Regions from separate parts of the Homo sapiens genome. Here region 2 is linked to region 1. Evidence: chromatin loops called from intact Hi-C (ENCODE). Cell type or tissue: ascending aorta. All regions are shown on one strand. Each heading gives the region's core, and the rest is flanking DNA. Links, peaks and the distances in the headings are about the cores only.

The links. Hi-C counts contacts between places; a loop is a spot of excess contacts. Peaks named below come from ENCODE experiments on the same cell type or tissue, not always from the same donor. Only the 100,000 strongest peaks of a DNase experiment are listed, where the experiment ranks them.
Region 2: a loop joins it to region 1, with 2.1 times the contacts of the local background. A loop is called at or near these places in 2 of 110 quality-filtered maps.

Annotation. Positions count from the first base shown.
Region 1 is chr17:62,696,307-62,711,861 of GRCh38, forward strand. It overlaps MARCHF10 (membrane associated ring-CH-type finger 10), which reads right to left. Exons shown (of 11, transcript NM_152598.4): 9 at 14,925-15,038; 10 at 9,233-9,275; 11 at 5,008-5,452. The coding sequence ends at 5,397. MARCHF10-AS1 (MARCHF10 antisense RNA 1) reads left to right here and starts at 9,900. Exons shown (of 3, transcript NR_147886.1): 1 at 9,900-10,163; 2 at 11,126-11,301. RefSeq lists silencers at 7,551-7,960, 8,139-8,365 and an enhancer at 9,228-10,019. In ascending aorta, for the core only: a CTCF peak has its summit at 7,632 (motif pointing right); DNase peaks (open chromatin) are centred at 7,085, 7,655 and 10,782; H3K4me3 peaks cover 2,454 bases; H3K27ac peaks cover 1,209 bases.
Region 2 is chr17:63,278,321-63,293,875 of GRCh38, forward strand. The region is part of intron 9 of TANC2 (tetratricopeptide repeat, ankyrin repeat and coiled-coil containing 2); the gene reads left to right. Among named protein-coding and RNA genes, the nearest start is that of CYB561, 160 kb to the right of the region's middle. In ascending aorta, for the core only: no CTCF peak of the experiment used is centred there; no DNase peak of the experiment used is centred there; H3K27ac peaks cover 1,115 bases.

The sequences.
Region 1 (15,555 bases), core at 3,149-11,148:
GACGGAGGACCCCAGTGGCCAGAGCTGCCCTCGTCAGTGGCTGGTGCCTGCTCTCCTCACGTCTCTCTGCCTTGCTCAGGTGACGAGTCTCCCCAGGGCCCTGCACCCACCTGCAAGCATTTCAGACAGCGTCACGGGTGCCTGGAGGCTACCCCTAGACCTCGTTCTAAGCCTGCCCAGAGATGACTAAGGGAGGCTCCTGCATCTCTCTGAAGGGGCAGGAGGCAGGCTCTGGATGCCGGCCACTCACCCTCTGGCTCAGGATAGCCCTGGTGGCAGTCTCCTTCCTTTCTGCTCATTTCATTTCAATACATCAAGTACCTCCTCTACATACCAGGCTCTTTGCTGGGTGGCAGATGCCCCCAAGCCTATCCTGGCAGGCCTGGGCAATCAGCACTGTATGCCAGGCGCTAGGCCCAGCCTTCACTTGCAGGGTTAACCCGCCCCGCTCTGGCCACCTGGATCCGTGAATGAATGGGAGAATGCGGCTGCTCTCCAGAGAACAGCATTCTCTCAACCGCTTCTTGTCGCGCCAGAGATGGCCTCCTCGAAGGTGTGCTGGCAGAGCTGGCCTGGCCCAGTGGGCAGCCCTGTGAGGCCGCAGGGGTGAGGAGCCGCCAGCCACACCACATGGCTCTCCTGGAACGGAGCCACCTGAGCCCGGCCAAGCCGCCTCGAGCACCAGGGCTTGAGTCCATTGCAGGCACAAGGCAAAGAATTGCGACTTGAGGGAGGACCCGGAGGAAGGCAGGCTGGAGGGAGGGAGGGCGGGCAAAGGACAGCAGGGAAATGAAGGGGGCTGTGAAAGACCAGCACCAGATGAAAGTACCGAGATGTTCCGGACAGGCCTGATTTTCTTTATCTTCGGGGCTGGGACTGCCAAGAGGCCCCGGGGAAAGCCTGCAGGCTTCACTCCCACCAGAACCAGCACCATTTGAGGGACAGATTTCAATCCTTCCTTGGCCAGACAAGCAGGCGGGATGCCAGCGCTGGAGAAAGGGGAGGAGGAGGAGCGGTGGGCAGGCCTTTCCTGCTGGAGGTGGACACGCTGGGGGCGCTGAGGTTCAAGGCCACACAGTGAGGAGTGCAGAACCTTAACTGTCTCCTTGCATCGGCTGATGGCAGAGCTTTAGTTATAGCCATTTCAGGGAAATCCTGGTCAGTTAAGGTTTTCTAGTGCAGTTGGGATTTTCGCCTATATTTCCAGGTGCCTCTAAGGTCCTATGGAGCGTCCAGGTTTCACAGCTGGGGGAGGGACATCTGGTTCCCGGTCATTTATGTCCCCGCTGGCTTATGCAGGGGTGTCCTGCCCTTCTGCATCTCCCTCAGGGACTTGGGGAACCTTGGATGGTGTCTTTCCTCATACTGGGGCTGCAGGGGGCTCAGAACACTGCCTCTGACCCACTATTCCTCCATGACAATGATAATAACAAAATAGGTATTATTTACTATGTACACGCCCTGTTCTAACTGCTTAACACGTATTAACTCACTTAATCTTCCCAATACAACATAAGGTAGGTGCTACTGTCCCCCTCTTACAGATGAGAAAGCTAAGGCACAAAGGTGAAGAACTTGCCATGCCACCTCTCCTCCCTGCACTGGAAAACGTGTTGTGGGGTGGGCAACAGGGCTACAGAGAGCCCCTCGAGATCTTGTAGTCAGGCCTGGGGACTAAAGAACTTTGTCCCAACCTCTCATCTCTGGAGAGTTTTAGGGCTATTTTGAGACTTGAGGGCTAAGAATGACCTCTTTCCTTCTGAGCCTCCACGGCCTCCCTTCCCAAAGCAGTGGCGGAGGGACACCTGGGTCTCCTGGGCTGTGGGGTACAATGCATAGAAATAAAGTGGGGCTCGGTTGACGTATTAGACATTTATACCATTGGGGATGCTTTATTTTATATTTTAGCATTATTTATTTTTATTTTTTATTTTTCTGAGACGGAGTCTTGCTCTGTCACCCAGGCTGGAGTGCAGTGGCGCGATCTCAGCTCACTGCCTCCCGGGCTTCAGCGATTCTCCTGCGTCAGCCTCCTGAGTAGCTGAGACTACAGGCACCCTCCACCAGGCTTGGCTAATTATTTTTTTATTTTTAGTAGAGACCAGGTTTGACCATGTTGGCCAGGCTGGTCATGAACTCCTGACCTCAAGTGATCCGCCCACCTCGGCCTCCCAAAGTGCTAGGACTATAGGCGTGAGCCACCGCACCTGGCCTCATCACTGCCTTTTAATAAATGAGGCTGTCCTCTTGGAATCTCAAGCCATGAAAAGCCCCATATGGCAGGCAGACTCCTGCCAGGAAATCAAATTGATAGTGTGGGTAGTCCCCAGCTCCTCAATGTCTACCCCACCCTGGACCTCATGGGAAGCATTCCTGGTTGGGTAAATCCCTGAAACAGTTTTGGCCGGGCGCCGTGGTTTACGCCTGTAATCCCAGCACTTTGGGAGGCTGAGGTGGGCGGATCATGAGGTCAGGAGATCGAGACCATCCTGGCCAACATGGTGAAACCCTGTCTCTACTAAAAACACAAAAATTAGCTGGGTATGGTGGCGAATGCCTGTAATCCCAGCTACTCGGGTGGCTGAGGCATGAGAATCGCTTGAACCCAGGAGACAGAGGTTGCAGTGAGCTGAGATCATGCCACTGCACTCCAGCCTGATGACAGAGCGAGACTCCATCTCAAAAAAAAAAAAAAAAAAAAAAAAGAGTACAGTTTTTCAAAAACCTGATTTTCTGATGTAAACCTGTGATGGTCTCCTCAGCTGCCTCAAACACTGTCACATCCTACTGTGGATTCAAGCTGTCAGGATGTTTACACGGCCACCTCAAATTCCATTCCGCTCTCTACAAAAACTTATTTTTAGACGTGCACTGTCCCTTCTTATACATTCCTCAGTACTGGATCCTGGACAAATCTTTAGTCAACCTTAAAGTTTAGTTCAAAAGGCTCATTTTCTCATAGAGTTTGAGGCCATTTTTGTGAGTGGAGGAACTTGAGGTTTTAGGAATTTTATTTAAATCATGGAGATATTTTCGACTCGAATGGCTCTTAACTTTGATCTTGGGTCTAGGCTGCCTGGTTGAAACTACTACTGGTTTTCTTTCTTTTTTTTTTTTTGAGATGGAGTTTCGCTGTGTTGCCCAAGCTGGAGTGCGATGGCGCAATCTCGGCTCACTGCAACCTCCGCCTCCTGGGTTCAAGCAATTCTCTTGCCTCGGCCTCCCAAGTAGCTGGGTTTACAGGCATGTGCCACTATGCCTGGCTAATTCTTTTTGTGTTTAGTAGAGTTGGGTTTTCGCCATGTTGGTCAGGCTGGTCTAGAACTCCCGACCTCAGGTGATCCACCCACCTCTGCCTCCCAGTGCTGGGATTACAGGCGTGAGCCACTGTGCCCAGCGAACCTACTGGTTGGTTTTCAAGAGTTGCATCACTTTAACTGGAACATATCGGAAGAGTGGGACCAGATTTTAAGGTGAGTCAAGCCTGGCCTTCCTAAAACCCTATTGACTCCTTAATTCAGCTCAGGGCACCCCTTTGCCGCAAAAATCTCATCCTTTGAGACCCCTAGGAGAGGGTGAGTCGGGGAAGCAGGGGCCTCTCCTAGTCTGAGAAGTCTTAAAGGCAGGGGGGAGAAGTGCCGCCTCCTCATTTCATCTTTCTCTCTCGTTCTCCTCTCTCTGCCCTTTCTCTGTCCCTCCCTCCATTTTTTAGAAAATCTATAGAGGCAATGAGCTTTAGCAAATTTATCCAGTTGTGTAAATATTGCCACAAAGCAGCTTTATAACACCTCACTCACCCCCAATAGTCCCCTGGACCCTATTTGCAGTCAATCCCTGCTCCTTTCCCAGCCCCCAGCAACTACTGATCTGCTTGCTGTCTCTCTAGTTTTGCCTTTTCTAGAAATTGTGTAAAATGAATCATATACTATGTAGTGTTTGGTGTCTGGCTTTTCTCACTTAGCATAACATTTTTGCATGTACCGTAGTTTGTCCCCTCCATCTTTTATTATTATTATTATTATTTGTGACAGGGTCTTGTAGCCTTGTCTACAAGGCTGCAGTACAGTGGTGCGATCATGGCTCACTGCAACCTTGACCCCCTAGGCTCGTGCGATCCTCCTACCTCAGCCTCCCGAGTAGCTGGGCCCACGAGGGTATGCCACTACACATGGCAAATTTTTAAATTTTTTTTGTAGAGACAGGGTCTCGCTATGGCCCAGGCTGATTTCAAACTTCTGGGCTCAAGCGGTCTACCTGCCTTGGCCTCCCAAAGTGCTGAGCTTATAGGCATGAGCCACCATAACTGGCCCTTTTATTTTTATTTATTTATTTTTGAGGTGGAGTCTTGCTTTGTTGCCCAGGCTGGAGTGCAGTGGTGCGATCTCAGCTTACTGCAGGGGTTCAAGTGAATCTCATGCCTCAGCCTCCCAAGTAGCTGGGACTACAGATGTCCACCACCACGCCCAGCTAATTTTTTTTTTTTTTTTGGTATTTTTAGTAGAGACAGGGTTTTGCCACGTTGGCCAGGCTGGCCTCCAATTCCTGACCTCAAGTGATCCATCCTCCTCGGCTTCCCAAAGTGCTGGGATTACAGGTGTGAGCCACCATGTCCAGCTCTTTTATTGTTTTTTGGCTTAAAAAACAATTTTTTTTAAACAAAAACACACACACACACACACGTACTCAAACACACTCGCACACACAATTTTCTCACTAACCCTCTGACCTTCCACCCCAAGTCCTGACTTGGTCTTTGGGCCCTAAGATGCAATCAGGAAAAAAAGTGTGGAGTCCACACCCCAGTTGGGTCCTAAGTGGGTACCTACAGGGGCAGCCACCATCCAGCCTGCCCCAGCCCATGGGGGCCCAGGATGTAGCATCCCCAGTGATGGTGGGAGCAAGGGAGAAGTAGAGGTGAGATGTGGGCTGTGACATGTGCTTCCCTCTCCCTCCAGCTTGAGACCCTTGGCCTCTGACCAAGGCAAGTGAAATAAACATGAACGAAGCTGGGAGAATAATGTCAGTTTACTGAATGAATACATGGCTCGAGTCCATTCAGGGTGGAGTGAGGCCTGGCAGGTGCCCTCAGCAGTGGGACCCCAGGCCACTGGACCTGGCAGGGCTTCTGGGCTAAGGGGGCAGCACCAGGCCAGCCTGCCAGGGGCTCCACAGTCCCACGCTGCTTGACCTGTGCTGTCTGGGACTAGACTGGTCGCTGTGGCTGCCCATAGATGCTCAAGCCAGACCCCAAAAGAGAGTGGCACGAGGTGAAAATCTAACTGTGAACGCTTTGGTTTCAGTTTCAGTAAAGAGGAGGAGGGAGGGAGGCACTTGGGGACGTAGAAAGAAGGGCTGGCGGGAGAGGTCTCCGCCGAGCTCCACAGTTGGCTTCCTTGCTAGACGACCTGGCTTTGAGAAATGCTGCCTTCATTTCCATCTCCCAACTCCGAATCTGGAAGGCAAGAAGGTGTTTCAGGCTGGAGGGCCGCAGCAGACCGTGGGTCTGTTACAGGGGGCACGGCACTGCTGCTTCATCTTCTCCCACCCCATCCCTGAGGCCCAGCCACCCACATGGCCACAGTGCCTGGAACCGTGTGGGGAACAGAGACCTGCAGTCTGGGGCCGGGGAATCCACAGACTGCCCCATTGGGGTTTCAGCCACACCAGCTTCCCCCAAAGACAGCATCTTGGTCATCTCCACGTCCCCACATAGCCTGGTGCAGAACTTGTTTTCAGGCTGAATAGCTGCAGGGGCCATTGCTTCCTCTCAGGGTAAGGCCCCACTTGAACCCCCGCTTCCTAATTTGGCAGGGAAGGGGGAACGGACCCAGGTGTTTCAGGAGTCTTTCAGAAATCAATGGCTGGATGCAGAGGGACAAGTGATAGGACGGGGAAAGGGAGGGAGAGCAAGAGGCACTGGGACGCAGTGCAGTCCCAGTGGAGGAGGTGGAGTTGGTGGGGGTGGGTGGTCTCCTTTATTCTTCGGGGAAACTCTTGTCTCAATATGTTTCTTTCCCCCTTGGCTTGAGTGAATGCTCTCTGACAATTTAGAAACAGTTTAAGCCAGGCGTGGTGGCTCACGCCTGTAATCCCAGCGCTTTGGAAGGCCAAGGGGCGGGGGGCGGGGGGCGGCGAATCACTTGAGGTCAGGAGTTCGAGACCAGCCTGGCCAACATAGCAAAACCCCATCTCTACTTAAAATACAAAAAATTAGCCAGGGGTGGTGGCGGGTGTCTGTAATCCCAGCTGCTTAGGAGGTTGAGGCAGGAGAATCGCTTGAACTTGGGAGGCAGAGGCTGCAGTGAGCCGAGATCGTGCCACTGCACTTCAGCCTGGGTGACAGAGCGAGACTCCATCTCAAAAAGAAAAATAAAAAAAGAAAAAAGAAAAGAAAGAAAGTTTCTGCCTGTTGTGGAAGAAACTGTTGCACGGAGCAGGAGCAACTGACATCCCCTCAATCCTACCTGGACCCTCTCACCCTCTCAGTTCTACCCAAGGAAGCCCAAGCCCCTGAGCTGCCCCCATCCCCTCGTCCATCCTGCGCTTTCTCCAAAAGCCAGTAGCCTTGACTGGGTGTTTGGGGAGGTGCTCTGGCCCAGCCTTTGGCCAAGGGCCCTCACACCCGCCCCTGTTCCTGCCCCTGTCCTCATCTGTTTGCATATCTGCAGGAGGTATTGCCCCCACTACCGACCCACCACCCCTTGTCTTGGTGACACTGGGAAGTTATTTGTGCCACTGGGAAGCAGCTGTCCTGGTGCTGGTTCCTGGGCACACCCAGGGACTCTCCCCAGCTGCCCTAACCTCGGTTTCACTTGTGGCATTTGTGTGAGGCTTTGGTTCTCACGTGCAAGGGAGGGGGGCCTGGTCAGCAGGCTGGCATGGGCACCACAGAGTCACAAAGAGGCTGGCACCTCTCTGTGCTACCTGGTGTGCCCTGATGTTTTGCCTCTTTTCCTCCTGTGTACCTCAACCGAGCTAGGGCAGCAGGTCACAGCTGTGACTCACCTCCGGCAACCCATATTAACAAAGTGCTGCCAACCAGGCGAGTCATGCCAGGATGCCAGGGGACCAAGGGAGTGTGGCCTATGGGGGAGGCTGGGTGCCCATGGCTCTGCCAATGGCTACCCTGGCTCTTGTCTTGAGAACGGCTCTGGCGGGAAGCCAGGCCAAGGCTGCGACTGGTCAGCACCCCAGGATGGTCCCTCTGTGCTGGGTTCTCCTCGGCCTCGGCTGTGCCCACCCGTGTCTGGGGTGTGTGCTGAGCTGGGGGCAGGTGGAGATGGCCTGGGCCTCCAGGGGAGAACTGGCTGTCTCCACCTTGGGGCCGAGAGCGGCAGGGGAGGGTTGGTGATGGGGTGGATCCTCCAGCGGGTCCCAGTTCCCGGAGGAAGGATGACAAATGAGTGTGGGTCGCTCCCTCTGTGGGACCATTTGCCTCGGAGCAGCAGGGAAGGGCGGCAGGTTCCCTGCCTCCCGTGGCGACTCTTTTCGGAGCACCACCCTAGGGATGTTCTTCTGCCCTCCGGAGACGTCGGTCTTCCCTGGGGCCGGGGCTCAAGGCCAGGGTGCCCCAAGCCCAGGCTCCAGGGTGTGCGGGGAAAGGCTCGGTCCTGCTCGGCGCGGCTCGCCCTGGGCACTAGGGGTCGCCCCTGCCCAGCGGAAGCCACGCGGGCGCGCCCGGTCGCCGCAGGTTTCCCCGGACCGGGAAAAGCGAGGCGTCTCCGGGGCGGGGCTGGGGAGGGGGCGCCTGGGCGCGGCGCCGGGACCCTGCTGCCCTGTCCTCCCGGCCGCGGCTGGACGGAGCGCGGGGCCGCAGCAACCAGGCCGGGCTCCCCGTCGCGCCCCTTCCGGAGCGGGAGGCCCTCGCCGAGGCGGAGGCTGGGACGCGCGGGGCGGGCGGCGGCGGGGAGCCGCGGGGCCGAGGCGCAGGGCGTTTTCCCCGGAGGTGCGGCGTGCGCCCGCGACACAAAGGTCTTTTAAAGACCTCGCAGCGCCCTTCCCGGCTGCGGAGGCTGGAGGCCCGGGGGGGCGAGGCCGGGGTCGGGGGTGGCCGCGCGAGGGGGCGCTGGGATCGGCCAGACCCCGCGGTTGCGCCCGGGCTGGGGCTCCCGGGCTCCTTTTGTGGAAAAGAGCGGAAAGCAGGGCCCTCTCCGGGTCTCTGAAAATGGTCAGTTCGGCTTCGCAGGGCTGCGTGCCCGGAATAATAAATTGGCTTCTCTAGGGTCGTAATCTGGGCCCCACCCCGAGCAGCTTTGAGCTGGTTCGCGCCTTCCAGGCAGGACTACTGGGAGTTCTCAAAAGCACCCCCGCAGTCGGCTGTGTCAGGATCACCTGGGTCCGGTGTGAACACGATTCCAGGGCCCCACCCCATCGCCTGAAGCGGAATCTCTGGGCGGGGCCCAGGAAACCGAGTTTTTGGTGAGTTCCCGGGTGATTCTGATGGCAAAGCCCATGTGGGAGCCACTGTTCTAAGGGCTTTTGGACAGGCAGTTGTGAAATTTTCCCCCAGAAGAATCTCTGGGGACCCAGTTGTCACACACCGCTGGATTCACTGCGGTGTTGATTCTGCCTCCTGATGAAGTTCTTCCCGAGTCTGACTTCGAGCCCGCCTGCTTTATTAAGCACGTTTTTCTCCAGTCGTTTTTTTTTTTTTTTAATGGAAAAAGGAACAGGGAGAAGGCTTTTCTCGAACCTGTTTGCAGAGAGCCGTCTTGCCCGCTTTGAGGGCCCTTTCTTGGGAGACCTGTTTGCTTTGTTCAACCTCTGAATTCAGCAGACCCCAAATCCACCAAGGCCACTAGCTTGTGAGTGAATGTGGTCCCTTCAGGTAAGGGCCAGACAGCCCCTGCCAGGGCTTGGGGAGGGTTTTCCTAGAGGAATCCTGGCAGTAAAAAAACCAACCCCCAAACTCTCCAAGTGCTGGACGCTGGAGAATCCCAGCAAGGAAAAGGAACAAATCTTATCTCATGCCGGAAGATAACCTCTTCCCTTTGTTGGCGCCTTTCCTTGCGTTCAGGATGAATTAAAATTCTTATCTGCTCTGCATCCAGTGAACTTGGCCTCGCCTTCCTGATTGTTTGCTGCGGCTGACTTTCCCAAGCTTTGCGGGGTTATTTTTGCCTCTGGGTGGTGGTCATTCCTTCCTTCCATGGCATTTGGTTCCACACAGTCACAGAAAAAGAGTAATTTAGCAAACACCCTCAAAATGGCAGGACTGGCCCCCAAAACCTACTTTCATTTTCCTCTGTTCTGGGTTGTGGGTAATTTCTTGACAACTACAAGAAAGAAGACAATGAGAAATGAATTGTTTTTTCCAATACGATTGTGAACAGATGTATAACCTCCTAGTCGCAGCAACGTTCTAGGAATCCCTTACACCACTTTAAAGGGGCAGGAAAATGGGCAGAGGTGCTGAGGGCTGGGTGAGTGCTAAGCATTGGCAGGGCTCAGCCTCATCCTGACGAGAGCTGCAGCCATAACCTGGGTCACCTTTGCTGTCTCGGGCTTCTAAATTTGGCAGCGAGAACAGACTCGCTTCCTTTGAGCAATTGATCTGAATAGCAGAATCCCATTCTGATGGTCCGAATCACATTTACAGGCTGTGGGGGTGAAGGCCGTGCTAATTGGCCACTTGCCTCACCACTGGCTTTGAAACAATCGCTTGTATTCTCTGCGCGGCAGGAAGCAGCAGACCCATCAAGGCCCTGGGCTCACTCTTTGTTCTGACTTTATGGCATTTTATGCCACAATAAGAAACACTGTGTACTCCGTGGGAGCCCATTGTGCCAGGCTGCAAGGATGTGGGCTCCGGTGCAGAGGGCCTGGTGCTCTTCCCCAGGAAGAAGAGGGGCTTTGTGACAGGCTGGGGGACAAAACAAGGGGTGCTGGACACTGTTACTGAGGCAACTGCCTGGCCAGTGTGGAGGCAGCTTTAGTCCCTGGGACCGTTTCTGTGCCCAAGGAGAGGGAGGGCAGGGGAAGGATGGAATTTCATCTAGAGTAGCAGGTCCTGGTTGCCTGGTAAATTATGCATCAGGACTGGGCTAGCCACTGCCTCCGTTTTCTCTGGGCTCCTGAGATAACCTCCACCTGCCTCTAGATTCTGTGCCAGCTGATCGTTATCTATCTCATCAACTCTTGTTCCATCAGGAAACTGCATCTTGGTGAGTGGGAAGTTTTTGTGACTGTGGACCAAACCTGGGCTTCCCATATTTTGGGTTGATCTGGGCCTTGGAGGGAAGAGCTTTCGGTTTTGTAGAAATGATGTGGATAGGAACTGGGGTAGGCACAGTCCATCCAGTCTCACACGTGAATGAACCAACGGGGATTTGAGAATGGCTTCTAGATCGTACCTGCCCCTCCGGCCAGCCCCGGGGCTCCCTTCCCCTGCACCTAGCCTGAAGTTTTCCACCATTAACGGCACACCTGGGGCAGAAGACAGAGTAGGGTCCTTGCTCCAGGAGATCGTTGTAATAATCAGATAGAGACAAGACCTGAGCTGGGAGGAAGCCAGGACACGGGGGATGGGGGACCAGGCCCTGACAAACGGAGTGCTCCGTGTGGGGGCTGAAAGGGAAGGAGGAGAGGGAAGGCAGGGCCATTTAGCTTCACCTCAAAGGTGGGGTAAAGTGAGGCTGGTGGGTCCTGTCTTCTCTGGAGATGCTCCCCGATGGGAGGAAAGGCCAGCTTCCTGCCGGCCACTTGCAGAAGCGAGCATCCAGTGCTTCCGCCAGCCTGTCCCTCACCCCAGACCCAGCCCTGTCCTTCCCATGTCTGATGCTCCCACACGGGCCCCCTTATTACCCCGTGCCATTGCAGCAGCCTCCCGGCTGGTTTCTTTCCCCTGCAATGTGGCTGCCCAAGTTCTCCTCCCAAAACCCACATCTCCTGGCCTGCCAATCCCAGGCTGGAAACTGTTCCATGGCCTCCAGAGCCGCTCACAAACCCTTCCCGCCCCACTCCCTGCCTGCACCTTAGGCTCATTCTCTGCCCTCCCTGGCCACACACCTCCCTGACTTTCCCCAAACATGCAGGTCTTTCCATGTCTCTGTGCGTTTCCATTTCCCTCTGCATGGAACACTCTTTCCCATCACACCTACCCTTGCCCATCTGCCAAACCCTCCAGGATTCTGGGTCAACATCATCCCCACGGTGGATCCATTGGTGAGAGCAATAATGAAGCAGGTTTGCCACCAGGCTCCCAAAGAAGTGGGAACACTGACTGCAAAGGGCACAATCTGATTGGATGAAAAGCGAGGCCTCAGAAGCATTGGCACGTGTCCGCGAAGAGCCTAGCTGGAGGTCTGTCCTAGAGGAGGGGCTGAAGGAGGGGCGAGAATGGCAGCGCTCCATTTCATCCGACTGCTCTGTGTTCCTCACATCTGACCCAACCTTCCGTTACAACACAGGCACATTTGTGGATACTCTTGGTTACATGTGTGTTCTCTCCTTAGATTCTGAGTCTCTTCTAGGAAAGGAGTGTCTTAATCATCTTTGTATTCCCAGAAGCTAGTTTAGAGGCTAGTATGTAGTAGGTTCGCAGAAAATCTTTGAATAGCGGCTGAGGTGGGAAGATTTCTTGAGACTAGGAATTCAAGACCAGCCTGGGTAAACTAGCAAGACCCCCATCTCTACAAAAAATAAAAAATTAGCCAGGTGTAGTGGTGGATGCATCCCAGCTCCTCAGGAGGCTGAGGTGGGAGGATCACTTGAGCCCAGGCATTCAAAGCTGCAATGAGCTGTCATCCCGCCAGTGCACTCCAGCCTGGGCAACAGAGTGAGACCCTGTCTCAAAAAGAGAAAGAAAATCTTTGAGTAAATAAATATATGTTGAACTTGGAAGTATTCCTTTACCTAGAATATTGTTCTCTGCAAATTTTGTACTATCACTTTCTCCAAAACATAACTCAGGACTCGCCTCCTGGAAAAAGTAGGTTCTTTTTTTTTTTTTTCTTTTTGAGACAGAGTCTTGCTCTGTTGCCCAGGCTGGAGCGCAGTGGCGCCGTCTCGGCTCACTGCAAGCTCTGCCTCCCGGGTTCACGCCATTCTCCTGCCTCAGCCTCCCCAGCAGCTGGGGCTACAGGTGCACGCTGCCACGCCCGGCTAATTTTTGTATTTTTAGTAGAGACAGGGTTTCACCGTGTTAGCCAGGATGGTCTCGATCTCCTGACCTTGTGATCCACCTGTCTCGGCCTCCCAAAGTGCTGGGATTAAAGGTGTGAGCCACCGCACCTGGCCAAAAAGTAGGTTCTGATTCAGTAGTTGACTGTGCATCAGAATGTTACTAAGCACCTATTAGGTACTAGGCATTTTCTAGGCACTGGAGGCCTGTGAGATATAAAAGAGATAAAGGTTCCCGTGCCCAAGTTGTTAATGAGTGCCCCCAACCCATGCAGGCCACTTCCTTATCTGGCAAAATCATTTGGGACGTCAGTAAACACTCAATGTTCCTGGTATCCATAGTGCCAGGGACATGGTCAGCAGTCAGATGTGACTCACTGTGGGCCCAGCATCATAAGAGGCAGGCATAGAAGGCCTGGCTTTGCATTCATATAGCTCACAACTTCACTGAGGAGACCAGTTGTTTATGGGATTGCAGGAAACCCCAGGAAGCCCCAGCCAGGGAAGAGCTTATGTTGTCAAATTCACAGCCTGTAGGAATTCACTGGGTCCACTAGTTCTCTTGCACAGGTGCTACTTTCCAGTTATTTCCTGGTTTTATAAATATGTGTCTCCTCTTTCAACTCCTTGACAAGCTCTTTACGGAAAGGGACATCAGGGCGTCATGTCTAGCGTCTAGTAGCTTCTTTCCCTGATCCTCATCTCCGCACCTGGTACAGGGCAGTGCATGAATGGATGACAAATGATCACCACCATTAACAGGCATTTGTCAGCCGGGCACGGGGGCTCACACCTGTAATCCCAGCACTTTGGGAGGCCAAGGCAGGTGGATCACCTGAGGTCAGGAGTTCGAGACCAGCCTGACCAACATGGTGAAACCCTGCCTCTACTAAAAATACACAAATTAGCCGGGCACAATACACCGATAATCCCAGCTACTCAGGAGGTGGAGGCAGGAGAATCACTGGAACCCGGGAGGCAGAGGTTGCAGTGAGCTGAGATTGAGCCACTGCACTCCAGCCTGGGTGACAGAGCAAGACTCTTGTCTCAAAAAAATAAAACAAAAAAACAAAACAAAAAAAACGAGGCATCCATCACTGGGTCTCTTCATGAGACACAACCAAGAAACACAATGTGAGTGAATTCTCCAGTTCTGGTAGATGAAGGAGAGGGAAGGAGGGCTTCTCTGCTGACTTAGTGCCTCTCTTTTGCTCAATGTTACCATCAGATTCTGAATGTTTTCTACGAGAAATTACTGAGATGCAAATCAAGAAGTGTGAATTTAACAAGAGCCAGTTGGTTTCCTACTTTCATTTGGGTGCCTTTTTTTGTTTTTTGTTTTAAACAGGGTCTCACTCTGTCACACAGGCTGGAGTGCGGTGGCACCAATCATGGCTCACTGCAGCGTCAGCCTCCCGGCAGCATCAACGGCACCGGGCCTGGGTGCCTCTTAACTGGTTATCTGTACCTGTTACTGCTCGGTGGTCTAAGTGGGTGAGATCAATTTCAGGGTTTCTCCAGTTCAATGTGAGCTTGTGGTGAGAGAAGAGTGTCCCTGGTCCCTCCTGCTGCTTTTTGCTCTGGTTCCCAGCTTGCTCCTTGCAACTTCTTCCTAGTCCAGGACAGATTTACTGGAAGTTTCTTTAGAGGCAGTGCTTTAGGGCTTTGGTCTTCATCTGTTGGGTTGTACTGTTTGTCGTTTGTCATGTTTGCTTTGCAAGCCTGGTGGCTAATGTTGCTTGCATTGGCTCACTGCTCTTGGGGCCATCTGTAACCTGTATCAACCCCGGATGCTTTGAAGTTCAGTGTGCAATAAAAAGTTCATTAAAAAGATGTGGAATCATGAAAATAAGGTTACAGAAATGTTAACAAAGGATCATATCCTGCTTCTGGTACTTTTCTTTTTTAAAAAATGTATTTCTTTGAGAAATTTATGTCAGCATTTAAACCATGGAAGAGTTTAGGAAGGACAGGCCTGGGTCAAAAGGAGGGTGAGATTCTTGAGGAGATATCTTGGCAGAGCCCCAGCCTGTTGTCTTAATTGAGAGCTCAGGGTCTAAGGAGAGAATGTGAGCCAGAAAAAAAAAAATCTAGGTTTCTTATGACTAACAGTTTGAACCCAGCTTTTTTTTTTTTTTTTTTTTTTTTTTGAGACGGAGTCTCATTCTGTCACCCAGGCTGGAGTGCAGTGGCACAATCTCAGCTCATTGCAACCTCTGTCTTCTGGGTTCCAGCGATTCTCCTGCCTCAACCTCCCAAGTAGCTGGGATTACAGGCGTGTGCCACCACACCCAGCTAATTTTTTTGTAATTTTAGTAGAGACAGGGTTTCACCATGTTGGCCAGGTTGGCCTCAAATTCCTGAGCTCAAGTGATCCTCTAGCCTCGGCCTCCCAAAGCGCTGGGATTACAGGCATGAGCCATCACACCCAGCCAGGTTCCTCTTTTTCGCAGGTCCTCCATGTTCGGGTGCCCACACGTAATACACAACCAGCCCCTGCATCCTTGCTCTCCTCTATTTTTGGGGGGCAAATATCCTAGAGGCTCATTCGGTTATATGACCATTGATGACCATTTAATTACTACTCATGTTTAATAATAAGCAATTATGTGATCGTCACTTACTTTTCAGCCAGAGGGTCACCATGTGTACACTTAGCAGCTGCTAAATCTTAGTCCTAACAATGATAGTCCCATATCCTCCCAAGCGACCGTGAGGACCTCAACAGCTTGCACATCTAATAAACAGCACTGCAGGGTTTTCAGGGCTGCCACCGGACAGCTCTGGGTCACAGCCAGACTTACCCTCTCTCTTTCCACCTGGTTGTGGTTGAGCCTCATGAGTTCTGCAAACCTCTGCTCATAGAGGTGAAGCAGCAGCACCAGGTACAAGCCTGAATTCATCAGCTCGTTTTGTGCCTACAAATGGAAAAGAAAGCTCTTCAGTTCATCTGTAAAATAGTCATGGTCTAAATTGTGGGATGCAGGGTAACAAGGCTAAGAGGTGACAAGAACTGGGAGAAGAGCCCAAGCTCCAAGGCAAGGCCTGCTCTTGGGGACCAGAAGACAGAGCAGGAGGAGATCCAGGGTAGAGGCCAGGGCAGCCACTCCCCTGGGATTTTTTACTAGCTAGTGGAGGATGCTCGGAGAAAGTTCCATTTTCCAGGCTCAATCCCATTCCACATTTATTGAGCAGTTACATATGCAAAGCCTTGAGCTGGATGTTGTGGGGAACACAGGGCAAAAAGCCTCAGAACTCCCTGCTGGGAACCGATCACCTGGTGTGGGGGAGAGAGCTTCATCGGTAAACAGCTCCAGTACAAGCTGGATGTGTCGGGTGCTACAACAGAGATGCACCAGGCCTTGTCCATAACGTTCTCAGCAGTCACAGATGTCCCCTTGTGAAAGGCTTCCTGAGGAGCCTCCTTTGCCCCCA
Region 2 (15,555 bases), core at 3,296-11,295, 580 kb after region 1:
ATAGACATTTCTTCAAAGAAGACATACAAATAGCCAATAGGTATATGAAAAAATGCTCAATATCACTTATTGTCAGGGAAATGCAAATCAAAACCATAATGAGATAGTACCTCACACCTGTTAACATGGCCATTATTTAAAAAAAAAAGAAAGAATAACAAGTGTTGGTGAGGATGTAGAGAAATTGGAACCCCATACACTGTTGGTGGGAATGTAAAATGGTGCAGTTGCTATGGAAAACAGTATGGAGGTTCATCAGATATTTAAAATAGAACTGCCATATGATCCAGCAATCCCACTTCTGGGTATTTTTCCAAAAGAACTGAAATCAGGGTCTCAGAGATATTTTCACTCCTATGTTTATTGCAGCATTATTCACAATTGCCAAGAGACAGAAACTACCTAAATGTTAAAGGATGAATGGATCAAGAAAATGTGGTCTATATATCAATGGAAAAGAGATCCTGTAATATGCTACAATATGAATGAAACTTGAGAACATTCTGCTAAATGAAGTAAGCCAGTCACAAAAGGACAAATATGACATGATTCCACTTACATGAGGCATCTAAAGTAACCATCAGAATAGAAAGTAGAATAGTGGTTGCCAGGAGCTGGGGGAAAGAGGAAATGGGGAGTTCCTGTTCAATGGGTATAAAGTATCAATCATGAAAGATGAAAAAGTTCTAGAGGTCTGCTGTACAACATTGTGCTTATAGTTAGCCATGCTGTACTATTCACTTAAAAATTTAAGAGGGTAGCTTTGTGCTTTAATTAGCCTCTCCCCCTATGGAAGAACAAACATCAGGAGTAGGCAACAGATGGCACTGAAACGTGAAGGTGAGGGGAAGTCCATGATGCTGCCAAGACTCCTGAAAGTGATTGAGAAATGTGTAAAGTGAAAAGACTTGAGCAGAGTTCGTCATCAAGAATGGGAAGACAGGATGAAAGCATGACCATCACTAGCATTTACTGAGCATTTACTATGTACCAGGTTTCATGCTAATAACTACATTATCATGACAGCCCCATGAGGTATATGTATCCCCTTTTACAGAGTAAGAAATCAAGATGGAGAGAGGAGTTAAGTAATTTGCAAAAGGTCACAGAGTTGTTATGTCTGAGCATATAACCTACCCTGATATAATACCTGTGGTTAAATGATCTTAGGGGCTATAAATTAGAAACAGAGGATTGTGACCCAAAGGAGAGGTAAATTAAGATATATAGAGAGTGTAGCTGATCTAGTAAAAGGAAAAAGCTCTAAGCCTTGCTAGGAAATACTAAACTCCTGAAACCCCATGCTTTTATATAGCACCTGTCATATCACATAATGTTTTCAAAGGACTGAAAGTCTTAGACTAGGTGCAGCAATCCTCACTGGTGAGCACTGTACAGAAAGGACACCTCAACAAGGAACATAGTGTTTTCAAAAATAAACTGATTGTTCCCAAGGAGTCCCCCCCACCCATTTTTAACTTTTATTCCCCTATGTCTTATGAGTGAGATAAAAGTTTTAGATCAAATTCTAGAAAGGTCTTAGATTGAGAATCATCAGCTCTAGAGAGTTCTTTTCAGAGACATGCCTGACTTCATTGACCCTGTTTTTTACGAAAGATTATGGGGAAGTGGGGAGAAATGAAGTGGCAAAGGGATTCTGTGAAGGAACAAGGGAAATAACATTTGAGTCATGGTTAGTTCATAGTCAGTATCACTCAATTCTCATATGTTTAAAATCTGATTCACGTAAAGCTTTTTTTAGCACTAAGAAAGAATCTTAAAGATTTCATCCAAGTCCTTTGTTTCACATTTAATGAAACTGCCTCCAAAAGCAGTTAATTCCACTTGCCCAGGGTAATAGAATAATAAACCATGAACTAGAATCCAGATCTAACTTAGTTCATTTCTCTCTTACCCTCTCCACGATTCTGTTACACTCTCGAATTTCACAGATTTGCCAAATCTCAGGATGAAATGTACTTTTCAGTCTAAATAGTTAAAACTAAACCCCAGATATGTTTTTTAATTGTTGGGTAAAAAAGTAAAACCTAGTTTTTTTTTAATTCAGTTTAGGTATTGACCTACTCTCTATATAGAATAGACTGTAGGCTGCCAAGTAAATATCATATCTTCTTAATTATTGAGGATGTCTGCTAATAGTGAAGGTTGATCCTTTCCCTCCTCTTTTTAAAAGAGTTGCTTTTTTAAGAGTCCTTCCCACCATCCTTTGTAGTAATTAATTACTAAGATATGATGAAAATATCTGTCTCCTAGCTTAGTCACTTTTGTTCTTGCTTTCTCCCTTTTTTCTTTCCACTAAAAATGACTTGTTTAAATACATCTGTTACTTCTTTGTCTGATTCTGTTTATTAGCAGAAATCTGATAGGGTTAGAAAAATTGCTAGGTAGATTTTATGTAATACTGATCTATAGGGACAGGTTGCTCTGCTGAATGCTTCTGGAACTTCAGTAGGTCTTTTTTACTTTGGCTAACACCTACCTATAAATAGGTAGCTATACTGGCTGTACTGTAAGAACTACTTGCTGAGAATTTTTAAGCTAAAAATATTCCTCTCAGAGTTAATGAGGTAAAATCATCATCTGGCACCTCTGGCCTGACAAATGAATGCGCACTTTGCTAAAGCATTTTAAAGCCATAATAAAAACATGTCTGAATTCCAGCTTTTGTTAGTGGAAGAATTGCCTTTTTGGACTAAGCCTTCCATGGATAACAATTAAGAATTATGAACAAAATACAAAAAATAACTATTTGAAGGCACTGGAGAGTGGCAGAAAGCAGATGGAAGTGGGAAGTGAGTTTACATTTGAAATATAGGGACCAAAACTTATATTTGGAATATAAGGACAAACTTGTATTTTCAAGTTTGTAGCATTTTGCTTAAGGACTCTTTCCAATCTGTGGATGGCTTCAGGTGGCAGAAAGCCACAGCTTTACTTACTTGAAGTATCAAAGGACAGAATCCCAAAGCTGGCAGAATACTGGAAAGTTAGCAAGGAATTTCTAAAAGAAAGGGAGCTGCAGAGGCGGTAGGTCCCAAAATGTGTGTGTAAGCCTTGCCCCAGATCCTTGGCTGACTACTGAACCATATATGTATAGAAGAAATCCTAATAAGCTCTGCAAATAAAGAAACACCCAGAAGCTGAAAGAACTTTTCAGCTGCTTATTATAACCGAAGAGAATTTGAATCCGGCTAAGTTAACTTGAACAAAAATCAGCATACTTGAACAAAAATCAGCATACTTGAGAGGAACATAACAGAATCCAGAGGTTCTAAAATGTATCTGTTAAACCCAGTGTAATTGAATAATGTATCCCAAAAATTCAGGTCCACCCAGAATCTAAGAACGTGACCTTTTTGGAACTAAGACCTTGCAGGTGTAATTAAATTAAAATGAGATCACGCTAAATTAGGGTGAGCCCTAAATCCAATGACGGTATTTTTTAAAAAGAAGAGAAGTCACACAGAAGTACACAAGGAAGGGGGCCATGTGAATTTGGAGGCAGAAGTTGGAGTGATAGAGCTGTATAAGCCAAAGAACACCATGGATTTATAGGAGCTACCGAAAACTAGGAAGAGGGAAAAACTTTCTTGAGCCTCAGAGGGAGCATGGCCCTAGGGACACCTTGATTTTGGACTTCTAGCCTCCAGAACTGTGAGAAAATAAAATTTGGTTGTTTTAAGCCACAAAGTTAGTGGTAACTTGTTATGGCAGCCCTAAGAAATTAATACACCCAATGTAGTAAAAAGGAAGGAAATATTATAATAAAGATAAGAGCAGAAATCAGTGGAGTAAGAAATAGACAAACATTAGCAATAATGAACAAAGCCAGAATTCGTTATTTGAAAAAATAAAATTTATGAACCCCATAAATAAAATTTATGAATCTTAATATTGCTTAAGAAAAATGGGAGAAAACACAAATTACTAATATCAGGAATGAAAGAGGAGATATCACTACACATTCTACAGACATAGAAAGGATAATAAGAAAATATAAAGAGATATTATATATGCCAGTAACTGCAACAACTTAGATGAAAATAACAAATTTCTTGAAAAGCACAACTTACCAAAACTAACACAAGGTGAAATAAAATATCTCAGGGTCTCTATTTCCTTTGAGAAATTGAACCTGCTATCAGAAACCATCCACCAAATAAAACTTCATGATCAAGTGGTTTCACCATTGAATTCTATCAAATATTTAAGAGTAGGTGGCTAGATCATCTGACAGGTATATGTTTAACTTTTTAAGAAACTGCAAAATGATATTCAAAGTGGTTGTATCATTTTCGTTCTCACTATCCATGTATGAGAGTTTCAGTTCCTCCCCATTCTTGTTGGTACACAGCGTGGTCAATCTTTTAAACTTTTGATATTCTACTACTATGTAGTGATGTCTCACTGCGCCTTTAATTTGGATTTACTAGTAACTGATATTGAAAATCTTCCTGTGCGCCTATTTGCTATCTGAACATCCTCTTTAAGTTGTGAAACTTTTTTTATCTAGTTTGGATGCACGTCCTTTAACAGATACTTGATTTACAAATATTTTTTCCTCGTTTATGACTTCTCTTTTCATTCTCTTAACAGTGTCTTTTGAAGACAGAAGTTTTTAGATGTCCAACTTGTGAATTTATGTCTTAGAGGACTGGCCTTTTAGTGTCGTGTTTAAGATTTCTCTGACAAATGAAAGGACACAAATATTTTCTCCTAGAAATTTTGTAGTTTTATGTTTTACATTTAGGTATCTGATTGATTTTGAGTAAATTTTTGTATATGATGCAAGATATGTGTCAACATTCTTTTTCTTTTCGGTTTCTTCTTTTTGGAGGGGAAGATACGGATACCTAGTTGTTCCCGCACCATTTGTTGTAAAGACTATTCATCTACTGGATTCCTTTTGTACCTTTGTTAAAAATTATTCATCCATAGATATATAGTTCTATTTCTGGACTTCTGTTTCACTTATCTAATAATATTCTGTATTGATACTAATAACATACTTTATTACTGTAGCTTTATAGTAAATCTTGAAATCATGTCAACACTCCAGTCTTCTTTTTTAGAGTTATTTCAGCTATTCTAGATTCTTTGCATTTCCGTGTGAAGCCTTATAAATTTCTACAAAAAAAAAAACTGCTAGAGTTTTTATGGAGATTGCATTGGATGGATGGATGGATGGATGGACAGACGTACAGACAGATCAATTTGAGGGGGGAAGATAGATAATTTGGGAGAAAATTGACTTATCAGTATTGAATCTTCCAACCTATATAGTATATCTCTGCAGTCATGTAGACCTTCCTTAATTTCTATCAGCTGTATTTTCTAGCTTTCAATGTATAAATGTTGAAAATCTTTTATACTTATCCTTCAGTATTTCATATTTCTTATGCTATTGTAAATGATATTGCTTTTAGCTTAATTTCTAATTGTTCATTGCCAATATATAGAAGTACAATTGATTTTTACCATGTTGCTCTTGTATCCTAAAACCTTGCTAAACTCACTTATGAGTTCTAATGACTTTTTTTAATAGATTCAGTAAGATTTTCTGCATAGATGATCATGTTGTCTGTAAATAAAGATAATCTTAGTTCTTCCTTTTTCTTTTTCTTGCCTTATTACTCTGACTAGAACTAGTACAATGTTGAGTAGAAACAAAGAGAGCGGAAATTCTTGCTTTTTCTTGGTCTTAGGTGGAAAGCATTCAGTCTTTCACCATTAGCTATGTCAATATGTTCTCCATAGATGTTCCATATCAGATTAAGGAAGTTCTTTGCTGTTGTTAGTTTGTTGATACTTTTTTTTCAATCAGGAATTTATATTGGATTTTGTCAGAATTCCTCAACATCAATAGAAGTTATATTTTTCTTTTTTAGTTAAACATTGCAAATCACATTGATTGATATTTGAATCTAACTTCGCATTCCTAAGAGAAAAGCTACTTGGTCATGACTTTTTAATATATTGATGGATTCAATTTGCTGCAATTTTGTATTTACTGTTCTGTATTTATGTTCATGAGAGATACTGGTTTCTAGGGTTTTTTGATGTCTTTGTCTGGTTTTAGTATCATGGTAATGGGAAAGTATTACCTCCTCTTTACTTTTTTTTAAAGCATTTCATTTGCGTTCCATTCAAAATACTTTCAAATTTGTCTTTTGACTTTTTCTTTGATTTACATGTATTTATTTCTGGGGAACTTCCAGATATATTTCTGCTATCGATTCCAAGTGTAATTTCACTGTTATCAAAGAACATGCTTTGTATGACATGATTTCTTTTAAATTTATACAGAATTTTTTACGGCCCAAAATATAGTCTGTCTTCATAAATGTTTCATATGCAATTGAAAAGAATTTGCTATTTTACAGTAGACACTTCTATAAATATCAAATAGGTCAAATTGTTTTTTTCAAGTCTTCTATATCCTTGCTGATTTTCTACTTGTTCGCTTAATTATTAGAAGAGAGACATTGAAATCTTTAGCTGCAAAAATGGATTTTGTGGATTTCTGTATTATTCCTTGTAGTTTTTGCTCTTTGTGTTTGGAGCTTTGTTATTAGAGCGTGTATTTAGGACTGTTATGTATTCTTGATGCACTGACCCAGTGATCATTAGGGAATGACCTTTTTTTAATCCTTGATGATACTCTTTGCTCTGAAATCACTTTGTCTAATAATAAAAACCACTCCACCTTTCTATTATTTGTGTTAGCATATATTAGTTATCTTTGTCCATACCTTTAATTTTAGCCTATTTGTTTATTTATATTTACAGTGAGCTTCTTATTAGCATCATAGTGATGGGTCTTGCTTTTTTATCCAATCTGTCTTTGGCTTCTAATTGAAATATTTAGATCATTTACTTTTTTTTAATTAGGGGAGGTTTAAATTTATCTTCTTGCTATTTGTTTTTCATTTATCCTATCTATTCCTTGTTCTCATCCTGCTTTTCTCTATTTTGCTATCACATTTTGATTATTTGTATATTTTTATCTCCTTAGTTAATTAGCTGTACTCTTTGTTATTGTTTGTTCACTGTATCATGTATACTATGTAGGTTTAACTTATTACAGTGTACCCTTAAGTGATATTACACCATTTCATGTATAGTATAAGAGCATTACAATAGTTATGTCAGGAGTGCCCCTCAGTTCACGGATTCCCTGGGAAGACTCACAGGACTCAACATATAGTCATTCCCACAGCTATGCTTTATTATAATGAAAGGATACAAAGGAAAATCAGCAAAGGGAAAAGCCACATGGTGCAAGTCTGGAGGAAATTAGACACAAGCTTCCAAGTACCCTCCCCAGTTAAGTCACACAACATACACTCAATTCCTCCAGCAATTAGTTGTGACAACATGTGTGAAATATTGTATACCGGGAAAACGCATTAGTGATTCATGACCCAAGATTTTTATTGGCGTGTGGTCATACAGACCCCCACCTTGCCTAACACATACCAAAATTCCAGGCAGCCAGAAGGGGAGCAGGTAAACCACATTGTTTATACAAACTGTTTAGGTACAATGAGCCGTTCTTACCAGTTCTGGGAATGGTAAGAACCCTCCTGAAATCCAAGTTCCCAGACTCCTGCCAAGAGTCAACCTTGTAAGCAAGCTTTCTGAGGGGAGCAGCCTCAGACCTGTTATATTAATTATTTCTGCACCATGTATATTTCCATTTGTCCCCTCCCAACTTCTATGTTGTTGTTGTCAGACATTTTACTTATATAAATGTTATATACCCCACAATACAGCAGTTAGTTATCTTTTAAAGAGTTTTAACCAATAAGATAAAAATCTTATGTATTTATCCATGCGTTACCATTTCTGGTGCTCTTCATTTCTTTGTGTTAATCCATATTTGCATCTGCTGTCTTTCCTTCTGCCTGAAGGACTTCCTTTAACATTTCTTGCATTGTGGATCTGCTAGTGATTAATTTATTCAGCCTCTATATGTCTGTAAAGGTCTTTATTTTAATATGATTTTTGAAATATTTGAAAGATGTTTTCACTGGGTAAAGAATTCTAAGTTGACAGATTTTTTTTCCTTTCCATAATTTAAAACTACAGATCCACTGCCTTCTCACTTGCATTATTTGTGACAGGGAATCTGCTGTCATTCTTTCCTTTGTTCCTCTGTACTTAATGTCATTTCTTCTCTAGCTGCTTTTAAGATTTTCTCTTTATCACTGTTTTGATCAGTTTGATGTGCCTTAGTGTCATTTTATTCATGTTTCTTAAACTTGAGGTTTATTGAACTTCTTGGATCAGTGGGCTTATAGTTTTCTTCAAATTTGGAAATTTTGTAGCCATAGTTTCTTTAAATGTATCTTCTTTCCCCCACCTTCAGAGACTGCAATTACAACTATATTTGTCCACTTGGAGTTATCTCACAGTTCACTGATGCATTTTTATTTTGGAGGGTCCCTCTGTGTTTTTAATTTTGTATAGTTTCTATTCCTTTGTCTTGAAGGTCATTCATCTTTTCCTCTGTAACGTCAAATGTGTCACTAATTCTATCTAGTGTATTTTTCACTTCAGCTGGGTGTGTGTGTGTTTGTTTGTTTGTTAGTTTTGAGATGGAGTCTCTCTCTGTACTCTTTGTTATACACCCAGCCTGGAGTACAGTGGCGCAATCTTGGCCCACTGCAACCTCTGCCTCCCGGGTTCAAATGATTCTCTTGCTTCAGCCTCCCGAGTAGCTGCATTACACCCAGCCGCCACCACACTTGGCTAATTTTTCTATTTTTAGTAGAGACAGGGTTTTGCTATGTTGGCCAGGCTGGTCTCAAACTCCTGACCTCAGGTGATCTGCCTACCTCAGCATCCCAAAGTGTTGGAATTACAGGTGTGAGTCACTGCACCCGCCCTCATTTCAGATGTTCTAATTTTATATCTAGAAGTTCAATTTGAGTCTTATAGCTTCCTTGTTCATACCTTTTGAGCATATTTAATACAGTAATAATCTGTTTTAAGATATTTCTCTACTAATTCTAACATCTGTCTTATTTGTCAGTTTCAATTGATTGATTTTGTTTCTCCTAAATATGAATCATATTTTCTTGCTTCTTTGCATACCTGATAATCTCTTTTTGGTTATCTGATGTTGTGAATTTTAGCTTGTTGGGTGTTAGAAATTTTTGTATTCTTATACATATTCTTAAGCTTTTTTCTGAAATGTTATTTGCAGACAATATGATCAGTTTTCTGTCTTGCCTTAATCATTTGTTAAGCAGGACCACAGCAGCATGTATTCCAGGTCTAATTGTTTGGTACTTCTGAGATAAGACCCTTCTGAGTATTCTACTGAATGTCCTGTATATATTTTTTTTTTTTTTGAGGAGTCTCTGTCACCCAAGCTAGAGTGCAGTGGCATGATCTCAGCTCACTGCAGTCTCCATCTCCTAGTCTCAGCAATTCTCCTGCCTCAGCCTCCTGAGTAGCTGGGACTACAGGTGAGCACCACCATGCCTGGCTAAGTTTTTGTATTTTTAGTAGAGACGGGGTTTCACCATGTTGGCCAGGCTGGGTCTCGATCTCCTGACCTCAGGTGATCTGCCTGCCTCGGCTCCCCAAAGTGCTGGGATTACAGGCGTGAGCCACTGTGCCTGGCCGAATGTCCTGTAAATTTTTCCATTCTGGCTGGTAGGAACAGGTACTATTTCTGGCCCTATGTAAGAAGCAGATACTTTTTTTTCTAATCTTGGATAGATCTTTTCTCAGCCTTGGATAGTTTCCTCACATACACATGCCAGTGAGTACTCCATTGATTTCTCAAGGGTTAATTTCCACAGATCTCCAGAATTATTTCTGCACAGCTTTCTTCTTCCCAGAACTCTGTCCCTTGAATTCTCACTGCCTTGGTCTCCTGGGATTCTCAGCTCCACCTCCTCAAGTAAGGGAATGTGTCAGATTCTGACTGGGTTCTCTCTCTTTGCATTGTTTAATCTCTGTGTATTTTGGAATTTTCCAGCTATCTTTCTGTTATTGGTTTCTAATAATTCCATTGTGATCTGAGAGCAGATATTATATGCTTTCTATTTTAAATTCATTAAGATCTGTTTTATGGTTCAGAATGTGGTCTGGTTTGGTAAATACTCCGTGTGAACTTGAAAAGAATGTGCATTCTGCCCTTGTTGGGTAAAGTCATCTATGGATGTCAGTTATATTCAGGTATTTGATGGTATCGTTGAGTTCAACTGTGTCCTTACTGATTTTTCTGCCTGTTGGATCTGTCCATTTCTGTTAAAAGGATGTTGAAATCTATATATGAGATCTATAAGGATCTTCATATGTTTTTGGAGAATTTACCCCTTTATCATTATGTAATACCCCTCCCTGTTCCTAATTGTTATCTGTTAGATCAATTCAGAATAAAAAAAAAATAAAAGTTTGTATCTTACCTTCACTTATTCCTTCTTTAGTGCTTTTCCTTCCTTTATGTAGATTTTAGTTTCTGACCTATATTATTTTCCCACTCTAAAGAACTTTTCTTAACATTTCTTGCAAGGCAAGTCTGGCAACAAATTTCCTCAATTTTTATTTGTCCAGGAAAGTCTTTATTTCTCCTTTACTTCTGAAGGATAATTTCTCAGGGTACAGAATTCTAGGTTGGTGGGGTTTTCTCTCAACATTTTAAGTATCTTACTCCCCTCTCTTCTTGCTTGCTTGGTTTCTGAGAAGTCACATGTAATTCTTATCTTTGTTCCTCTATAGATGAGGCATTTTAAAAATCTGGCTTCTTTCATGATTTGTTCTTTATCGTAGTTTCAAAATGATACGCCTAAGTATAGCTTAGGGGGCATTTATTATGGTTGATGTTCTCCGACCATCTTGTGGTTTGCTGTCTGATATTAATTTGGGGAAAATTCTCAGTCATTATTGTTTCAAATATTTATTCTGTTCCTTTTTCTCTTTTTTCTCCTTCTGGTATTCCCCATTATGCATATTTACACCTTTTGTAATTGTTCCACAGTCATTGGATATTTTATTCTGGGTTTTTTTCAGTCTTCGTTCTCTTCGTTTTTCAGTTTTGAAAGTTTCTGTTGATACATCCTCAAAATCAGAGATTCTTTACTCTGATTTTTATCTATTAATAGACCACATACAGTCCATTAATAGTCCCATTAAAGGCATTCTTCACCTCTTTTGCAGTGTTTTTTAATCTCTAGCATTTCTTTTTGGTTCTTCCTTAGGATTTCCATCTCTTTGCTTACATTACCCACTATTGTTGCATGCTGTCTACTTTATCCATTAGCGCCTTTAACGTGTTAATCATAGTTGTTTTAAATTCCCTGTCTGTGTGTTACATCTCTGCCATGTCTGGTTCTGATGCTCACCCTGTCTCTTCACATTGTGTTCTTTGCCTTTTAGTATTCCTTGTGCTTTTTTCTTGATAGCTGGATATGATCTACTGTTTTAAAGGAACTGCTGTAAGTGGGCCTTTATTATTAATCATGTGGTAGTGAGCTGTGGGGATGAGGAAGCGTTCTGTAGTTCAGTAAGTAGGTCTCAGTTTTTTAGTGAGCTTGTGCCTCTGAACTGTAAGCTTCATAAGTGTTCCTCAGGTATTGTTTTCCTTCCCCCCCTTCAGTGGGAGAGGAGGACTAGAGTGGGAGACAGTTGGGTATTTCCCTTCTCCCACAAGGAATGCTTCCCTTCAGTTAGGCACTGATAATACTCCAGCAGGTTGGGCTCTGGTGAACTAGGTTCCCCTGAGGGCAGGCCTTGTTAAGAGCATTGTGCTTTGGCATGTTTCAAAATGGTTACTTTTCCCCTTCTTCTGCTAGAAGCTTGAGGGGATTTTTCTTCAGTATTTACTGTGAGAACCTGGTTGGGCTCCTAGAGGTAAGTCACACAAAATGGTGGCGGCCCCCATCTCTGAGTGCCCCTGGAGTTGTTAACTCTCAGACTTGTCCACATGGAGCCTCCAGCAATTTGTCAGTAGCAAGTCAGGTTTTCCTACCCTGGCTCTGGTTCCCACTGCATTTTCCACTCTGGTAAGCTGTGACTCCCTGACTGTACTCAGTGATTTGCCCTGTGCCCTCACCTCTTATGGATCCTGGAATTGTTGAATTTTTAGTCTGTTCAGGTTTTTACTTGTTGTTAGGATGAAGTGGTGACTTCCAAGCTCCTTACATGTGAAACTGGAAACTGGAAGTCTCCCTTCTTACATTGTGGCCTGGAAATGCTTTCAAGGCAATAAGTGGGCAGTCACAGGATTTGCCTCATTTGTTTTCCATCTGAGGAACCACTGTTTTTCATTGCCTTATGTCTGCTGTCTTAAAACCTATTGTTTCATATATTTTGTGTAAAGGTTTGTTTATTGCTTTAGGTGGGAGGGTTAATCTAGTGCCGCTTACTCCATCTTGGCCAGAAGTGGAAATTCATGTCAAATTTTTAAGAAGAATGTTATAGATGGAGTAGACCAGAACATAAACCAGTGTCTCATTAGAAGGTAACCGTCTTGGTAGTTAGAATTAGGTTCTCCATAAGCTACAATGCATATTGTACTTACAATAATGAAGAGTTAAATGAGTCATTGTTTACATAACAATAAACTTAACATGTAACATTAGCAAGACTTTAGTTACTAAATGGATGGATGTGGATCCAGCCTTCTCAATAACTTTTCTAAATGAAAGTGAGTCTTAAAAAAAAAAATTCATACTGTCCTCTCTAAATACTAACTCTGAGGCATTTTCCCCCTTCCCCCAGCTTCCTATAGGAAATACTATTCACCGATTATAAGTGCCTTGGCTAGTATCCAAGTCTTACCTGTGACATGCACAGAGCTTGGAAAATGGTTTTTCTTCCCTCTCGTTATTTAATAGTCTTCTTGTTTATGACAGTAGCCTTTAAACAGGGAATGTGTTCCTGAAAGATGGCAAACAAATGATTTCATTTTCTTTTATTATATAGTACAGAGCAGTGATTTTCAAAGGCTGGGTTTGCATCCTTAACTGTCTTCCCCTAGCCTTCCTGTTCTACCAAAACCAAGTCTATACACATTTCTCTGCAGTTGAGAGTGGAAATCATATTAGCTTTATTCACAAATCCGTTTACTAAACATTATGGAATGTACATACCCTCTGACAAGAACTGGAATGTACATACCCTCTGACAAGAACTGTAGTAACACTAGGTTGGATGATTATGGTGGGGTGAGTTAATGAGATGCAAGGGTAGCAGTGTAGGGATGGACATCATCATGTCAGATACAAATATTTGGTGGCTTTATACAAAAGAAATGTGAGAGATGCAAGATTATCCATTAAAATAAAAGCAAAACATCTTGAGAACCTAAATTATATGGCTATCATTCATTGAGAACTTCCTAGGTTCTGATTAAGGACTTAACATACATTTCCTCGTTTAACCTTATCAGGTAGATGCTCTTATTATCCTCATTTTACAGATGACAAAACAGGCTTAGAGTGAACCAGCAACCCCTCCAAGATTACAGCACTATAAACAACAGTGGAATGGGAAAAGAGGAAAGGGATTATATCTAAGAGATATTCCTCAAGAATAATTGATAAGACCTGTGACAAATTAGTTGTAATGATTAAGGAGGAAGAAATTATGGGTAAGTCCCAAGTTTCTATCTTGGAAGACCAGACAGATGGTGATATTTCATTAACTGTGGTAACAAATGGAAAAGAACGAATAGATTAAGGTAAGCGAGATAAATTTAGCTTTAAACATTTTAAGTTTGAGATTTCTATTGGATATCCAAGCAGATAACTCTTCTAAGTTGTTGGAAATGCTGTACAGGAATGAGGTCTAGAATAGAATAAACTTGGGCACCATCACCACTTAGATTGTGTGAAAGACACTAGTGTCTTCCTTTGAGATTGATAAGAAAAAAACAATAAAATATAGAACCTAGGATTGGCAGTATTTTAAAGATGGGCAGAAAGCAGGAGTCATTAAAGATATATCAGGAGGAGAAGACAAGAAAAGAACTGGAAGAAAGTGTCGTCACGTTAAGCCCAAGAAAGGAGGCTATTTCAAAAAGTGGGGATGGGTAAACAGTGTGAAATACTAAAAAGTGATTAAGAAGCATAAAGACTGAAAATAAATAATTTGATTTAACAGAAAGTCTTTAGTGACTTTAACTAAAACAATTAGAGCAGAATATTTTGGGTGGAAGCCAGGCTATAAATTATTGCTATGAAAGTGAAAATTGCAAACATGGTTCTTTCCAAACTTTGGGTGGTAAAAGGAAGAATGGAGATGAAGAAGCAGCATCAAAGGGAAGATGGCTCAAAAAGGGCCAATATGTTTTGGTATCCTTTTTGTTTAGTTTTGTTTTAAATAAGTGTGTGTGGGATGGGGTGATTATGATTACACTGGATGTCTCTGTTGGCTTGATGATATGGATGGTGATAACAGCTAACACAGTTAACAGCCAGACACTGTCCTAAGCACATCACATGTATTAACTCATTTTATCTCCATGGTATCATTAACCCTATTTTAAACATGAGGAAACTGAAATATCAATAACATAAGCAGCTAGCCTAAGCTTGCACAGAGATACGATGCAAACTGAGGCAGCCTGACTCCAAGTCCACAGTTTACCCTCCCTGCTATATGCTTCCCTGCTCACCCAAAAAAGCGATTCTGCTTTATTTATTCTAATTTTCTTTACAGAATGTATCTAGAGTGAACATTTTTCAGACCATTATCTTTAGAGTGTGTTTTAGGACCTGATTCAAATTGCTTTCCGTTCTTCAAAAACTTATTTCCTGGGATAGGAATAGCTGCCCACTCTAGTCCTATTCCTGAGCACCAAGAATAAACAGACTTGACTCTTGTAAATGGAAGAATGAGTTTCTTCTAGAAACTCAGTAGAAAAATGAGCTCCTACTATGGCCTTAAGTATTAAGAAAAAATAAGTGTGTGTTTTGCCTTTTGTTTGGTGCTAATGTGATACCAGGTTTTGTATGAAGCACATGTGTTTTCCCTGTTTTATGTAGAGAATAGCATGCATGGAATGAACCCCAAAAATAAGCCCCAAATTATCTTTTGCTCAAAGGAACAGAGGTACTTCGAGGCTAGACTTTATAGTCATTATAGAAGAATGTGAGGAAATACAACTCTGCTTTTATTTGCACCAGACTTTGGCTGTGTTACACTTTCTTCTGCCAGTCCTGTGACTGACTTCTCTTTAAATGATTCATGGTTGTTTTCCATGAATAAATATGCATTAGTCAAGATCCAGTTAGAGCCCCCACTTCCCCTTCCCCTCTTTTCCCTAGCTGCAGCTGTTTATATTTGCATTTGACTGGACAGATCTGTTAGCCTTAATGTGTTTTTCTTTGTTTATTAAAGGTTTACACTTTGCCTTAGTTGAAGAAAGGTAAGGATTTTTTTTGTTTTTGTTTTTTTTCCCGTGGGTGCCCGCCACCCACCCACCCAGAGTGCAGTACCATAATCACAGCTCACTGCAGCCTCAACCTCTTGGACTCAAGCTATCCTCCCACCTCAGGCTCGGACTACAGCCAC